Linked DNA regions of Homo sapiens: region 1 is linked to region 2. A link is an interaction called in ENCODE POLR2A ChIA-PET data of the cell type or tissue named here. Cell type or tissue: PC-9. All regions are shown on one strand. Links, peaks and the distances in the headings refer to the core of each region. The heading gives the core; the rest is flanking DNA. Region 1 overlaps DCLK2 (doublecortin like kinase 2). Region 2 overlaps IQCM (IQ motif containing M).

Region 1 (2,928 bases), core at 157-2,656, 670 kb before region 2:
ACCACTTGCTTTTCCCTTAATACTCCCATATCTTTCCTCTTTATATCCATCAAATTAAGTCATGGTTTCCCAACCTTGGCACTACTGATGTTTTGGGCCCAGTAACGCTGGCAATTCTTTGTTTTGGAGGCCTTTCCTATGCACTGTAGAATATGTGGCAGCATCCCTGGCCTCTACCCATTAATGCCAGTAGCATACCCCACCCTACGCCAGTCATAACATCCAACAATGTCTCCAGAAATTTCCAAATGTCTCCTCATGGGCAAAACTGCCTCCTGTTGAGAATCATGGAATCACGCAGTCATCGAATTTCTAGATGCCTGCAATACCCACAGCTCCTTCTGAGCCAAGTTCATTGCACTTAGGTTGCAGTGCCATATGACTCAAACCACAGCAACTGTTTAAAATAAAGTATGGGTGTTTACCTAAAAGCAGCCAGCTATAGGCAAGAATGTGGAGGCTAATGTTCTATAATGATGCTCTTATACTGGGCAATAACCAACCAACTCCACCAGACATATCCTAGTATCTAGGGGCTTAATGCCAAACACGCTGAAAGAGACAAAGAGTGGCATGGAAACCTGGAGATGTGTGCAAAGAATCAAAATCAGGAGTCTGTAGACACACACGGAGAGAAGGTGCAGCATTAGAAGAAACCTGAGAAGAGTAAACCTTGAGCAGTCACTGAGATACAGAATTGCTACTGTATTTTTGTTGGTCATACGGTCTAATCATGAACCTAACAAGGTTCCCTATAATCCTTACTCCCCATATATCCTTAAATATGTCAAAGGACACAGACTCCAACTTGAAGAAGCTCCCATTGACCACATCTGAGCCAGTAAAATGATAGTAAGGAATTATAACCCATACAATAAAATATTCTTTCATCCATACTGACATAAATAATTGAATAAGTAAGTAAATAGGGGAGAAGGGATAGCTCTTCCTTATCAAGTTAATAAATGTAGAAGGAAATGTGGAAATATAAAACTACTATTTGGCAAACACCACAGTAATAACTGGTGTGGGCAAGAACCATGAGTGGATACCAACATTAACGGGTGAAAGTATGATGAGAAACAAGGTATTGCACACTCTCAAAGTATTTCCCTGCAAGATATTCATTTCTATAAAAAAATTATAAATGTACAGGTGGAGAAACCTAGAAGGCACTTGCTTAACCAAGTGACCAACACTAACTTCACCAGTAATGAGATATATTGAGATCATATACCTTCTGTTATGATTCACTGAAAAGGCACAATATAACTTCCTTAGTATTGTTGCCAAAAATGCATAACCACAATGTATTCACAGGGGAATACCAGAGAACCCAAAATTGAAGCAAACGGTACAAAGCAACTAGCCAGAACTCTTCAAAAAGATCATGAGAGACAAAGACAGACAAAGGAACTGTTACAAATTAGAGGCTATTAAGGAGATATGACAAGTAAATCCATGTGGGATCCTGGATTGGATGCTGTACTAAAACAAAGACATTTATGAGACAACTGGCAAAATTCAAATAAGGTCTGTAGATCAGTTAATAGCACCAACTCTGTTGATTTCCTGTTTTAAATAACTACACTATGTTTACAGAAGATATCAGCATTACGGGAGGCTGGATGGAGGGCATATATAATCTCTGTGTACAATTTGTGCAATTTTTGTAAGTCTAAAGTTATTTCAAAATAAAAGCCAAAATATATTTTTTAAAAATTGTAAAGCCCTAAAAAAAGACCTAAAATACATATTACCATCTCCTGAGATATTCTTCCAAATTAAAGCACCAAATTAAAACCTATTACTCCACGGCCTGGAATATCCTTAACAAATCTGTCACCTCCTCTGTGAAGCATTTTTGATGCCTCTACAAAGAGTTAGCTTCCCTTCTTTGACCACAGTCTCTTGCATCACTGCTGGCTATTAATAGACTCACCCTGACTTAAAATTATTATTAGTTCTTGCATTTGTCTTTTCTACTACAATAAGAGTTCCTCAAAATACAGAGACCTTGTCTTACATATCTTTGTTCCTCATGTGTCTCGTAGAGTGCCTACCATAGAATAGGCACAAAATAATAGCTGAATGAATTAATTATTCATTAGCCAAAAAACATTTTCTGTCGTATCTTAGCCCGCTGCTCACAAACACTGTAAGAATGGCTTCTTAGAGGGGCAACTGGCAAAATTCAAAGGTCTGAAGATCAGTTGACTCCTTTGTGAGTCCACTCTCATAGTATCCAAACATGTTGAGACTGCCTAAAATACTGACTTTAATTTATTGCATAACTGTAACAATAAAGGAAATTTTCAGAAAGAAAAGTCATTCACAATCCTATCACTAAGACAAATTATTTTCTTTTTATATTATTTTATAGTATTGTCTACATGCATAACTATTTTTATTGTGGGTTTTTTGTGGTTTTTTTTTGAGACAAAATTTCACTCTGTTGCCCAGGCTGGAGTGTAGTGGCTCGATCTCAGCTCACTGCAACCTCCGCCTCCCGGGTTCAAGTGAGTCTTCTGCCTCAGCCTCCCACGTAGCTGGGATTACAGGTGCATGCCACCACGCCCAGCTAATTTTTTGTATTTTTAGTAGAGATGGGGTTTCACCACGTTGGCCAGGCTGGTCTTGAACTCCTGACTTCAAGTGATCCACCTGCTTCAGCCTCCCAGAGTGCTCGGACTACAAGAGTGAGCCACCGCGCCTGGCCACACATGCATAACTATTTTTAGATAGTCATTTTTAGATAGTTATAAACATAGGGTAGACAATTTTGAATTCAGTTTTCCCACTTACCAAACATTGGCTCAAAATAGTATATAAAACTTTGGAAATGTTTTACTTCTATATCATATTCTTTGAATATCATTGATGGTTGTCACTCTTCATCATTTGAGGGTGAATACAATAAAAGTTCTG
Region 2 (2,928 bases), core at 336-2,835:
GGTCAACAACACAAAAACAACCCAAGGCAAAAATGGAAAAATGACTGGATTAAACATTTCTCCAAAGTAGATATACAATGGCTAATAAGCACACGAAAAGATGCTTGACCTTACTAATCATTAGGGAAATGCAAATCAAAACTACGATGAGATACCACTTCATACACATTAGGATGGCTACTATCCAAAAAACACAGGAGACAAAGAGTGTTGGTGAAGATGTGGAGAAATTGGAACCCTTGTGTACCGTTGGTGGGAATGTAAATGGTATATAGCCTCTGTGGAAAACTGGCAACTTCTCAAAAAATAAAAATAGAATTATATGATATGATCCAGCAATTCCACTTCTGAGTATTTACTCAAAATAATTGAAAGCATGGTCTTAAAAAGGTATTTGTTCAACCCACGTTCGCAACAACATTATTCACAGTAGCTAAAATGTCTATTGATGGGTAAATGGATAAGCAAAATGTGGTATATACATATAATGGGATATAATTCAGCCTTAAAAAGAAAGGAAATTCTGGAATATACTACGACATAAATTAATCTTGAGGACATTATGCTATGTGAAATAAGCCAATCACAGACAGATTCTGTATAAGGAACTTAGAACGGTCAAAATCATAGAGATAGAAAGTAGAATGTTGGTTGCCAGGGGCTGGGGGAGGAGAGAGTGGGGACTTATTGTTTAATGAGTCTAAAGTTTCAGTTTTACAAGATGTAAAGAATTCTGGAGATAGATGGTGGTGATGGTTGTACAACATTAAAAATGCATTTAATACCACTCAACTGTACATTTAAAAATGGCTAATATGGTAACTTTTATGTTATGTGTATTCTACTACAATAAAAACATTGGGAAAGTTGGGGAAAAGGGGTGTGTGCTTCATTTTTGCAATTACTTCTTCACTGTTCTCTTTTCAGTTAATTCAACAGCCAACATTTAGTGATTACCTGCCAAGTGCCAGGCACTGGCAAGGCAGAAGTGAATGGCTGAGAGACACATCTGACATTAATGGGAGGCAATGTAATAACCTCAGCACAGAGCACCCTTGGTTTCATCCTGTATGTGTTTTGTTTTTATCTCATTTAAAGAAGAGAACAATTATTTTATATTTATCTCAAATATGTGATCATACCATAACCTTTTCAAATAAGTTTTCTTGAGGTATTTGGAACATTGTTGTGTCAGCACAGTCACAGTCACTCTATGAAACATGTGGGAATATTTTGAAAGCCTCAGGCAGGGATTCACACCCCCACTGCACTATAACCTAGTGGTGCTGAAAGTAAAATAACAACAGAAACCCTCTATCTAGCTTTATTGTTATGACTTCCATTAGCCATTTACTAGACTGGATGGCTGCCTAGGGCACCCAAAAGATAAACTATTTAATCTGTGGTAAAGCATAATCCTGAAACCTAGTATTTTACAGAGGATAATGGAAACTAAATAGTTTTTATAGATTATATCTGCTTGCAACCTATTAATCAATTACTAAATTTTTCTATTCCTCACCACATGGAGAAAAGATTTTGCTACCAAAATACTAAATTCTGAATTAGCTTTTAGAACGTTTAAGACAACAAACTAACTTGTCTATAAGAACATTGGGTAAAATAGTTAGGATTTCTCCTTTTTAATCTTTTCCCTAAGAAAATTAACTCCTAAGTTGGTTTTCTGTCTTGCAAACTAGATGCTAAAAAATTAAAACCTACCACACAGCAGGGTTATTTAATTTTAAAAGATTGGCATTTAAGAAAAGTCAAAAAACACTAAGAGGATTAGAGAATAATCTTATACTTTAGAGCTTAAATGTTCGCTTTATTTTCACTTATTTCTTATTGTCTTTTACTAAACTTTGGCTCTAAATTTACTTACTGGGTACTTTTTAAAAAATAAATCTTAAGAGCTTTTATCATTTCTTTTTTCCTGAATTTATTTTGTTCATGTATTCAAAAGTACTAAGCATAGTACACTGTTTACTGCTTAGGGAAGCTCCTTTTACATTCTTTGTTGGTGTTATTTTAATATTAATAAAATCACATTATTTCTCAGGTGGCTAATGTAATTTAAATGATTAGCACAGTATCTTAGTTATTAAGCACTTTCAAGTATAAAATTAAGCAGTTTCCAAACACTTTCATATTTGTTTTCCTGAAGGGGTTTTATAAATCTTAACCTGTGGTACTTACAAAGCTAAATTTTTTTGTTGGTTGTTTGTTTGAAATCTACCTCCCTACTCTATTTTATGTTGCTTCTTTTATGTTCAACTTTGTTGAACAAAGTTCAACAAAGCATCACCCCTCTCGCATCACCTTTACTGATGTGCATATAGCAGTGCTTAATTTATGTCTCCTAAACAATTATAACTTGTATATGATGTAAGGAAAAGAAAGTAACAAGTCAAAATGAATGTCTAATTTTTTGTTCTCCCTCTTAAAATACATATATTTTTCTTTATTACCAAAAGGGAGCGTGATTGCTATAGAAAATGTTACAGTTACAGAAAACAGTAGAATTCTAAAATCTATTTGTAAATCACATCTTTAAACCATAACGTTGGCATCATGGTACCCTTTGTTCCAGTCTCTTTTTCAAGAAATAACTTTCTATATTTTGATCATACTTCTGTATCATTTTATCCTTCAGCTAACCAACCTCTGATAAGTCTTTTTTTTTCTTTTCTTAGGCTAGTAGCAAAACAAAAACAAAAACAAAACCTAAAACTGATGTTTTTCATGTCTTGGTTTTAGAATTATTTCAATTTATTATACATTTAAAAAATCAAGTATTCCAGATGAATGACCCTTTGCTAGAGTCTCTTCTGGAAATGCATATTAGAAGAGAGCAAGCACACTATTCAGTTTATCTCTTCTACTTTTGGGTGCATTTACGTCACCCTGCTTTTGTTCTAATGATAG

Evidence for each region. Peaks named below come from ENCODE experiments on the same cell type or tissue, not always from the same donor. Only the 100,000 strongest peaks of a DNase experiment are listed, where the experiment ranks them.
Region 1: POLR2A ChIA-PET joins it to region 2 with 10 read pairs; 2 of 35 experiments call an interaction of 5 or more read pairs at or near these places.

The regions. Positions count from the first base shown.
Region 1 is chr4:150,125,399-150,128,326 of GRCh38, reverse strand. The region is part of intron 2 of DCLK2 (doublecortin like kinase 2); the gene reads right to left. Among named protein-coding and RNA genes, the nearest start is that of DCLK2, 48 kb to the right of the region's middle. In PC-9, for the core only: no CTCF peak of the experiment used is centred there; a DNase peak (open chromatin) is centred at 1,246; H3K27ac peaks cover 453 bases.
Region 2 is chr4:149,457,357-149,460,284 of GRCh38, reverse strand. The region is part of intron 12 of IQCM (IQ motif containing M); the gene reads left to right. Among named protein-coding and RNA genes, the nearest start is that of LINC02355, 300 kb to the right of the region's middle. In PC-9, for the core only: no CTCF peak of the experiment used is centred there; no DNase peak of the experiment used is centred there.